Regions from separate parts of the Homo sapiens genome. Here all the other regions are linked to region 3. Evidence: chromatin contacts called from ENCODE Hi-C or POLR2A ChIA-PET data. All regions are on one chromosome and are shown on one strand. Each heading gives the region's core, a stretch centred on a gene start or an enhancer-like site at or near the end of the contact. The rest is flanking DNA. Distances are from core to core; before and after follow the strand shown. Region 1 overlaps LOC105376214 (a long non-coding RNA gene). Region 2 holds the start of RAD23B (RAD23 nucleotide excision repair protein B). Region 3 overlaps LOC105376208 (a long non-coding RNA gene).

The links. Hi-C counts contacts between places; a loop is a spot of excess contacts on that map. ChIA-PET counts read pairs that join two places held with the same protein, here RNA polymerase II (POLR2A). Pooled maps may share reads with other maps.
Region 1: a loop to region 3 is called in a map of HCT116, with 3 times the contacts of the local background. The contact joins two enhancer-like sites. A Hi-C loop is called at or near these places in 2 of 168 maps with a recorded cell type or tissue (HCT116 and PC-9) and 2 of 50 pooled maps. POLR2A ChIA-PET finds 5 or more read pairs at or near these places in 1 of 52 experiments (OCI-LY7).
Region 2: a loop to region 3 is called in a map of endothelial cell of umbilical vein, with 19 times the contacts of the local background. The contact joins the promoter of RAD23B here to the enhancer-like site in region 3. A Hi-C loop is called at or near these places in 2 of 168 maps with a recorded cell type or tissue (PC-9 and endothelial cell of umbilical vein) and 9 of 50 pooled maps. POLR2A ChIA-PET finds 5 or more read pairs at or near these places in 1 of 52 experiments (WTC11).

Annotation. Positions count from the first base shown.
Region 1 is chr9:108,092,641-108,095,990 of GRCh38, reverse strand. All of the region lies in intron 4 of LOC105376214 (a long non-coding RNA gene), which reads left to right. Among named protein-coding and RNA genes, the nearest start is that of KLF4, 600 kb to the right of the region's middle. Within about 2 kb of position 1,675, at least 5 of the 41 ENCODE cell types and tissues checked have a DNase peak (open chromatin) inside an H3K27ac peak, as active enhancers do; they include HCT116 and PC-9, where a contact is called at or near this core.
Region 2 is chr9:107,281,466-107,285,055 of GRCh38, reverse strand. It overlaps RAD23B (RAD23 nucleotide excision repair protein B), which reads right to left and starts at 1,777. Exons shown (of 10, transcript NM_002874.5): 1 at 1,361-1,777. The coding sequence starts at 1,426. RefSeq lists a silencer at 1,239-1,798 and an enhancer at 2,289-2,448.
Region 3 is chr9:107,749,328-107,752,481 of GRCh38, reverse strand. LOC105376208 (a long non-coding RNA gene) reads right to left here. Exons shown (of 7, transcript XR_930229.2): 2 at 1-91. Among named protein-coding and RNA genes, the nearest start is that of KLF4, 260 kb to the right of the region's middle. RefSeq lists enhancers at 462-561, 603-1,330. Within about 2 kb of position 1,646, at least 33 of the 41 ENCODE cell types and tissues checked have a DNase peak (open chromatin) inside an H3K27ac peak, as active enhancers do; they include HCT116, PC-9 and endothelial cell of umbilical vein, where a contact is called at or near this core.

The DNA.
Region 1 (3,350 bases), core at 426-2,925, 340 kb before region 3:
CCCATCTCTACTAAAAATAAAAAATTAGCAGTGTGTGTTGGTCTTCACCTGTAGTCTCAGCTACTTGGGAGGCTGAGGCAGGAGAATCACTTGAACCTGGGAGGGGGAGGTTGCAGTGAGCTGAGACTGAGCACTGCACTCCAGCCCGGGTGATAGAATGAGGCTCTATCTCAGAAAAAAAAAAAAAAAAAAAAGAAAAGAATAAAAGAAAAGCAACTACAATGTTACTCAAAACCTCTATTTGCATTTCTTAGAGAACATCAGTGGGACACCATTCCTGATCTTCTATAGCTCTGAATGACTTTCCCTTATTCCTCACAGATTCCTTATATCCCAGAGCAGCTTCCCATCCTGGTTTTTTTTCTGACATTTTCCCACACAACTCAGCCTGTGTGTTTCTTTCTCTTTGTCCCCAGGGAATGTTTTCTCATTCCTTGATTATATAGATTGTATAGATTGACTTTGTCTCTCTGGTAGAAAAACAGGAGTCCTGAGAAGATGGACGTGGGGAAGCAGGGGGCAGTTCTAGAATTCCCTTGAGTGGCAAGGGCAGGTAGGAAAGCTGTGAGAGCAGTTATATGACCTTCCTTTCTGCTTCATCAAGGAGACAACATCCTAGAGTAAAAGGAGATTTGCACAGTTCTGACCTGGCTGTGAGTCCCAAGTGTGTGACCATGGATAGGTGATTCCACCATTTTAATCTTGCCTTTAAGGACAGTATTAACCACCATCACATCACAGACCTGTGAGGATCAAATGAAGCACGGAGGGTTTTCAAAGTGAAGTTTTGTGTGGTAAAACTACTGAGGTTTTGAATGCCTGAAAATATCTTTACTGTCCCATCACATTTAAGTGAAAATTTTGGAGGTTATAAAATTCTAGCATTAAAGTTATAGTCATTTAATACTTTAAAAATATTGTTCCATCATCTTCTTATACCAGTGGTTAATCTCTGAGTCTTGTCCTTTTGCAAAGTGATAAGTTCTTTTCCTCTGGAAGCTCATAGAATTTTCTCTATGATGTTTTCAAATTCCATTAAATCACATTTATTTGGGGTTTGAAATCCTATTTGACACTTTGATTCCAAAGTCTCTCTTCCGTATTTCCTTTGTTTCTTCTTTTAGAAAATCTATCTTTAATATTTTTTCCAAGTATTTTCCTCCCTTTGTTGCTGCCTCTACTTCTCTATTTCTTGAACTTCTGTTATTCAAATATTGGCAGTTCCATTTCTATCTTCCATATTCCTTAATGTTTCTCCACTCTCCTTCATGATGACTTTTAGAAGGAATCTGATCCCCACGCCCAATGAGTCAGTCTTCTGATGTGTTTATTCTGATGTTTTTCTTTAATAGACGTGTCCAGTATCTTATTTTCTTTATTTTAACTATTGCACTTTTAAATTCTAAAATGATTACTTGGAATATTAATCCTTGGTGTGTGGTATACAGAGACTCAGGAATGCCTTTTCAACCTACAGGCCAATTCCTTATGGGTAGATGGTTAGAAAGTTAATTAGTAGCTTAGAAATCATTACTCTGTGGTTACTGTTGTTAGACTTTGCCCAAGTCATTCACCTCTCTGAGTCACAGTCTCCTCATCTGTTGGATGGGGATAAGAAAAGCCCCTCCCATTCCACCCCAGGTGGCTCTGTGGATAAGGGCTGTGGTGAGGCTGAGTGAGAGGTAATTTGGAAAGTGACCAGAACTATGCAAATAGTACTGTCAGTAACTTGGCCCAGCCATGATCCCAGAGCTTCATGCCTTTGTTCCTTTGGTTCTTCTCTTGGCAAGTTGAATGGTGGCCCTTCCCCAGAGGCAGCATCAAAGCTGTCATGACCTGTAAATGTAGCAGGTCAAAGTCCCTGGAATAAGTGTCATACTCCATAGGTCTGTACCCTGTCCTTCTGTGCTCTTAGAGTTCCAGGAGGCCAGGAGGGTGCAGGCTGTGTCTGGATTCTTTACTGGCCAGAAGCCTACAGTGCTTACACATACAGCCCTTATTCACCACCTCCAGTCTCAGCTGGGTCTCAACAGAAAGCATTTGCTTTTATTACTGGAAATCTGCAGGCTGAAAGATCTTATCTATTCACCTTCTCCTCCCTGGGTATATGTACAAAGGATGAGGAAGCTCAGGCAAATGCACCAGCTATGGCCTGTGGGGCTATAAAAAACAAATAACCCCCTAAGGCAATATCAGCATTTCAGGGCTCTATGCACATACCTGGATGAGCTCTGAGAGATCCTGGGCCGTTTAACAATTGATAACCACAGAAAAGAGAACCCCAAGGAAACTGCTGTCAGCTTATGTAGAAATTCCTGGAAAGGGCAATATTGATGACGCTCCCTCCTCTTCTCTTTTTATTTTTTATAAAATGAGTTTGACTTAGCACTAATACAGCATGAGATAATTAAAAGAGAAGAGACTTTGGAGTCATGAGTCCTGGGGTGAATCTTCACTTCATCACTGGATAGCTGTGTGTCCTTAGACAAATCACATAACCTTCCTAAAGCTCATTGTCCTTACTTGGAAAGTGTGACCATAATAACTGATACATTTTTGAGTTGCTGAACTAAATGAAATATATGATGGCATAAAATTAAAACTAATGATCAATGTAAACAAAATATTGGAAACTATGAGAAGCTCTGTAGTTTTGGCTGTCATTAGTATTGCTGGCTAAGTCCTCAGCAGGATGTGAAATTTAATAACTAGATTTGTTTGATAGTAATTGTGCCGGGATGACTACTATACTCTAAATTTTTAAGTGTGTTCCTCAGGTTCTAAAACTCATGTATCTTCCCATGAGTCCATAAAACAGAATTTTTTTTTTTGAGAGATAGCTATGTTCTAGGCACATAAAAACCCTCATTACAACTCCATATGGGAGATGTTGTGCTTAAACTCCAAGATGGCCCCAGTGATCTCACCTACTGGTATTCACTTCCTTGTGTGGTTCCCCCTTCTACCCTGTGTTAGGATTGGTCTCTGCAACCAACAGAATATGGAAGAAGTGATGGTATGACACTTCCAAGATTAGGTTACGAAAGACCCAGTGGCTTCTGTCTTGGTGGCTACCTCTCCCTCCCTCTTAGATGGTTTTCTCTGGGGAAAGCTAGCTGCCATACTCTGAGAGGCTGTCATGGAGAGGAGCTGAGAGTCTTGCCAACAAGTATATGAGTGAGCTTGGATGTGAATCTTCAGCCCCAGTCAAGCCTTCGGATTATGACAGTCCTAGTCGACAACTTGACTGCAACCTTATGAGATACCTCGAGCTAAAACAACCCAGCTAAGCTACTCCTGGATTACTGACCCTCAGAAACTATGTGAGATAGTAAATGTTTGTTGTCTTT
Region 2 (3,590 bases), core at 528-3,027, 470 kb after region 3:
AAAGGCTGTTTCTTAAAAAATTAAAGATGTACAAAACTTAAGATTAAATGAGATAAGTAAAACGTAACACTGTATCTCCACTCAAAGGAATCCATTGTTTAAATAATCGATTCCATTTACTGACCACCAAGTAAATACATACCATCTAATCTTCACATCTCTGCAAGGCAGGTATTATCCCTATTATACAGAGAATGAAACTAACCGTAATTTGCCCAAGGTCATAGCAAATAAGTTACAAAACCACAAATGGAACTCAGGTCTACTTAACACCAAAGCCCCTGATCTCCACCCAAAATAGAATCAACTACTTTTAAAAATAGAGTTGGGCAGAAAGCTGCTGGTTTAAACTTAGTATTATGACAATCTTGGCGGTGTATTTCCGAACATAAGCAGTAAATTTACACTCACAGCGTTTTTAGATTCTTGGCATAAAGTTGTACTGACCTCAACAGTGTCTCTTTATGCAGTCACAAATACAGAAAAATGTATAATGTGGACTTCTGAAATGTTTAAGGCTTTAACTGCAGAAAGGATTCAAAGTTGTTGTTTTTTGTTTTTTTTTTCTTTTTTCCCCCTTGAACTGCTACTGTTTGGGGCATCGGGGGAGGGTGGCTGCAGCGTTCCAACTCCTACAATTCCAAGATTTCTAACACAGAAAACCCGTTAAATCTGAAGTTTAGTTTGAGCCTGGATGGCTGTGAAGAGCTCTAACAGCTAAAACCATCACCAAAGAGGCCTCAAAGTGCAATCTACGCAAGGGTGTGGGTTTGGTGGCGGGAGGAAGGCAGCAGAACGATTCATTTGCAAATAAAAGGGTAAACAATTCTGAGGGGAAAGGGGCAAATTCATTTTCACCACCACTCACCTCTCGGCGGCAAACGGAACCTGATACTTTTTTTTTTCTTAAGGCTCATCTTCTCGGGTTACCAACTCTGGGAACTAAGCGGCTAACCAGGTCCACACAGGGGTAGTGGCGACGCCTACGTCTCCCTCCCCCACCTGTGCACCCATACCAGAAAGCCAGGCTCTACGGCTGAGACGGCCTGGACCTTCCCATCCCCCTCCGGCCCCGCTAGCACGAGCTCCTAGGCCCAGGCCCGCGGGCGTGCGCTCCACGCCATCTGCCACCAGGCCTTCGGCGTCCGGCCACTGCTTCCCCATTCTCCTGCCACAAAGCCCACGGCCAAGACAGGAGGATCGGCTCCGCTGTACGCCGCCAGGGCCGGCACCAGGACCCAGGGCCCTCATCGCGCCCTCCGGGGCTTCCCCCGCTGGAGCGCGCCGCCCGGCCCCACGAGCTCCTGGCGCTCCCCGCGGCCCGCACGCGGCTGCCCCTGCCCCCGGCCCGCGCGCATACCGTCTCCTCGGGGTCAATGTCTATCTTGAAGGTCTGCTGCTGGAGGGTCTTCAGGGTGACCTGCATGGTGCCGCCGCGCAGCTCGGCTGCCGGGCCTGCGCCGGGTGCTGGCCGCTGGGCGGGGTCTGTGGCCTGGCGGGGCCCCGGGGTCGCCCGCGCTCCTCGCGCTCTGGGGAGGAAGGCGGTGGGGGTGGGGGCTTGTCACATTCGCCCAGCGGAGCGGCCTCTCCCCCAGCCCGTGCCCCGGACCGCGCCGCTGCCTCCGCGACTGCGGCCTTCCCCGCGAACTCGGGCCGCCGTGCTTCCTCACGCGCCGAGCGCCAGCCACGGAGTCTGCAGAAGGCGCGAGGGGGTCGGCGAGACAAGCAGGGAATCCGCTAGCTCACCACAGGATGGTGGCCGCCATCATCGTGACTCGCCGAGACGTGCCCCCTCCCCCACGCGAAAAACCTGGGGGGATGGGGCCGGGCGGGCGAAGCGCGCAGGCGTGGGGTGCGGCGACGCTTTGCGCCGGCGCGGCCGAGGACTCCGCCCCAGAATTGGGGGCGGGGCGGAAGGCGGTCCTGGAATGTCGGCGGCCTGGACCCGGATTACGCAGGCGCGTTCCGTGGGCGGCAAGGGCTCCTGGGGCTTCCTCCTAGCGACTATTGCTGGGGCGTTCTCTCCGGCTGCCGCGGCTCCGCCTCTGTGCAGGCTCCGCCCGGCTGCCGAAGTTACGCAATGTGTAGCCCGGGAAGCGCTTCGTGGAGACCCGGCAGAGTGGATGCGGAGCCCTGGAGCGGGGGAGTAATCGGGGCGGAGTTTAAGTGAAAGGATGGCGGTAACCACAGTCTGGGGGCCAGCACCCGCGGGGCGCTTGCTGCGGGGCTCAGCCCTGGGGGTGTCGACTGATTCTTTAATCCCGACAGCACAGACTCCTGAGCTGGACTGCCCGAGTTCAAATATTGTTTTTTCTCACTAGCCTAAACAGATGGACCGATTTAAAATGAAGGTCAAGTTCTGTCACACCTCGGGGTAGAACTGTCCAGTGTTTCCCCATCTAGCCCCGAGTTAAAGTCAGAGTTATTAGAACGGATGCATTAGCCCCTCGCCTTTCTCCGAGTCGCCTTACTCTCCCCACTGGTGGATTCTAGGTTGCCCCCGGCTCCCTTAACATCCTTGCTCAGATATTGCCTTCTTGGTGAGGTCTGTTCTGGCTGCCTTACTTAAAATCCCAACTTCCTATCTCTGTTATCCTGCTCTGTTTTCTTGTATAGCGGGTATCCCTTTATAATTACCCTGTAATGTACGTATCTCTTGTTTATCATCTTTCTCCTTTTCCTGTGAACCCCAGACTGAAGCTGCACAGAGGCAAAGATTTTGCTGTGTTCACCCATGAACATGCCTGGCACATTGCAGGTGCACGGTAAATATTTGTGGAATGGGTGAATGTGCTTCTGGATCCTCAGCAGTAGAATGAGAATAATAATGTCACTCATTGATTATTGGAGGGGGAAGTTGAATATTGTATGTAAAATCATGATAAACAGTCTGTAAGCAGTTAGCTATTAGTAGAAAGTCCGTTTACAGATAGAAAACTGAAGTACAGAGATGTTGAGTAATGCACCTGGAATAACCCAGCCAGTAGTAAATGGCAAATCCACAATGTGACCTCAGACAGAATGACTCCAGAGTCTGTGTCCCAGGGTGTGCCACTATTCCCCTGTTTTTTGTTTTAAAGATTATTCTTATTTTTTTAAAGCGTCTGACTGTCATCCACGCTGGAGCGCTGTAGCACAAACACGGCTCACTGCAGCGTCAACCTCCTGAGCTCAAGAGATCCTTCCACCTCAGCCTCTTGAGTAGCTGGGACCACAGACACACACCACTGCTTCCCAGCTGATATTTTATTTTTTTGTACAGATATGTTCTCCCTATGTTGCCAGGGCTGGTCTTGAACTCCTGGGCTCAAGTAATCCTCCTGCTTCGGAGTCCCAAAGTGCTGGGATTATATGTGAGCCATCGCTCCCAGCTATTCTCCTCTGTTTTATACTGTGCCTGTGGCACATTTGATTTAGTTCAAGTATAAAACACAGTTCTAGTCAGGCCACTAGCTCTATGACCAATTACAAATTACTTCTCTGGGACAGCATCCTCACTAATACAATGTCACTGCTTGGTTTTCAGTGGCTTCAAGGAGCTTGGGTTTAATGTTTTCAAGAAACTTTCCTTGACCAGCTTCTCCCTCCAC
Region 3 (3,154 bases), core at 397-2,896:
TCCTGCTTCACTGGAGTCACATGGCCCCTCAGCATTTCTGTGACCTTGGGTTACATAGGTGTGAAGGTCAGGCCTCTTGCTCTGTTAGGGTCTCCGTTTCAATGACAAAAGAAAACATTTATTTGGATTACTGTGAGGAAGAATGAGACAAATGAAGAGAAAACTTCTGGCATATCCTAGATGCTCAGTAAATGAGCTTCATTTCATTTCAAGCCCTGAGTGCTGCCTCAGACCCTTGACTCCTAGGCTGCCAAGGAAATTAGCAGCTAGGACTTTCTAGAAGTCTTGCCAGGAGTCCAGAGAGAGCTTGTCTTCCAGCCCCCCTTGCTCACCTTGTGAGCAGAGACAGGGGTACATTCTCAGGCACCTGTGCCCTGCAGGGAGGGCCTGGGTCAGAAGCCGATGAAAATAACTTTGCAGCTGCCAGGACTAGTCCAAAGTCCCCAAGCGCAGTGACAAGTGAATCACCTCAACGAACGCTTAGTCACTGCAAGGTACTTTCCACACAGACACATGGAGATGGTTACCAAAGAAATGTCTGCTGGCTGCTCTCACATCAGCTCAAAGAAAATGTTGTTGTAACCTTTACTTTGGAGGGGGAAAAAATAGCATCACTTTCCCTTTTCCTTTCCTTTTCTTTTTTGGAGAGAGATTCATTGGCAACATTGTTGAAGTGGTTGTTTTTATTTACCCTGGAGAAAGTTTCCAGATAGCTCTGAATCCAGAGCTTTGTATATGTAGCAGTCCCTTCAAGTCTTAAGCTCTTAGTGTCTAAGTGTGTAAACAACCCCCTTAGAGGAGACTGTCACGGACCATCCAGATCACAGGGCCTCCCATGAAGCTCCCTGATGGCAAGCAGAGTCCTCCAAGCTTTTAAAAGTCAGAGATGGGAGGTCCAAATCCCTCTGCCCTGTATTATCAGTATAGCCTCAGGGCAAAGGGTTCCAACTTCCTGAGCCCCCTACTTCTTTATTAATAACAATGAAGCTTCATTATGTGTACCCACAAGGTGGTTGTGAGAATTAGATGAGGTGGTGTGCAGAAGCATCCCCAACAATGCTTGGCATTCTCATAGTAGTTGATTAGTTAAAGTAAGTTAATCTCTCCTTCTCTCTCCTGATTCTTCCTTTGTTATTTCTCTTGCTGCCTTTCTCTTTTTAAACTCCCTCTCTTCCTTCTCTTTTCTTCCTTGCCAAACTTAATCAACCCTCATTCTCTCCTATTCTCTCCTTTCCTCTCTGCTGTCTGCGTGTTTTTTTTTCCTTCCTTTTTTGCCTTGTTTTCAAGCCTCACCCCCCCCCCCCCCGCCTCCACACACACACACACACACACACTCACAGCCATCTCTCTGGCTGGTACAGCTTTGGCATAAAGCTATTGAAAGCCAGCCAAATTCTGGTTAAAAACACTGCAATTCTTGGCCAGACTTTCTCTCCTTACAAATGAGGGTGATGTTTCAGGCATGGGAAGTCTTCCCATCCATTTAGGCCCCAGGGAAAAAAATAGCAACGCCTCAGTGTGTGGCCTTAGGTGGACAGCGAAGTGGGGCTCTGGGTATTGACAGAAATAAATCTGGTGTTTCTGAAAATTGTGAAACATGCGCAGTGAATGTGTCATCCCAGCAAAAGTGAGTCAGCTCCTAGGCCGGGGCCCAAATCTGGCCGCATTTGCTTTCTAAATAGAAAGTGTATTCCTGGCCAGCCCAACTTAGCAAATCAGCGGTCAATGAGAGTGGAAAGACAGGCAGAAAAAGAGACATGCAAATGTATACTTTGCAAGAAGGTTACTGGAAAAATCAAATTCTCTCTCTGTGATTTTAAAAAAAATCATTCATTTTCTTCTTTTCTTTCTATCCTGATATCTGCATCAAACTTTCCTTTTCATCATTATTTTACCCCTTCTGGAGTGGCCTTCAAAACTAGGAACACAGCAAAGTTGCAACAAAGCAGCCTGGAGTAATTGGGTGCTGTAAACTTTGGGGTGAGACTGACCTGAGTTCAAATTCTGACCCCACCTTCAACAAGTTCTGTGTGTGTTGTGTTGTGTTGTGTTGTGTGTGCATGTGTATGTGTGTGTGTGTGTGTGTGTGTGTCCTTGGGAAAATTTCTAACCTCTCTGAAGATTTAGTATCACTTTAACCAAATGGGAGAAATCCAGTGGAGGGTAAAGTAGGTAACATCAGCAGTGCCTAGTTTATGGCAGGTGTTTGTCATCTCTGAGTCACCTTTCTCTTTTTTAGGAAGGGAAGTATGAGGAACTCTGATGCCTCTTCACTCCCTAGTTCTCTGTCCACATGGGGTTATCTCTTTTAGAGGGTGTGAGCACCCAGAATATGGGAGCAGCAGCTTTGCCTCTTCCACTCCAGACATAGAATTTGGAGAAAAGAAGCAACACCAGGCTCAGGGCCTTCTGCGCCAGCATCATGGACAGGCAGGGCTCCCCTGCATCCCTGGCAAGCCCAGATGCTAGAATCATGTGGCCTCCACTCTGCCAGAGGAAGTGATGCAACTGCCCATTGGCTTTGGGTCAGCGTAGAAGAAAGTGTCCTGTTACAGCGTGGGCGTGGCTGGCTTCAGGGCTCCAGTCTGGTGCCCTGTTCCAAACCCACAGCAGAGGGGCAAGCAGGAGATCCTGCCTTTGTGCATAGACTGCCTGCTGTTTACCCAGCTTTGTGTACCACTATCCGGGCCCTAAAAAGGGCCCAGCCAAGCAAGTCATCTCTGGCCCTTGGCCTCTCCCTTCTCTCTGCTCCAGCTCACAAATTGCCCTCACTACAAACACCTGTTTCCTTTCTCCCAGACCCTGTGGGGTCGAGCTAGTCTATTGACCTCATATGCATGGCAGGGATATAATTGAACTCAATTATAGTAACTACATCCATTAAAAACCTATGTAATGTTCATTAAGCCGCCTAGGTAATATGCAATTAATGGCATTACCATATGAATTGTGCATTGGGTCAATAATATGCAGATTATATGTAATGTTCAGTGTATGTATTAATTACAGCACATGCTGGAAAAGCACAGCACTCCAAGCTTGCAGGTCTGTCCCAGTTAGAAACCCTTTTGATCTCATACAAATCCTATTATAGAAGAGCCTTTTCATTAATTGGAACATTTGCTTTTTGGCTCTTTACACAAAGATGACTATT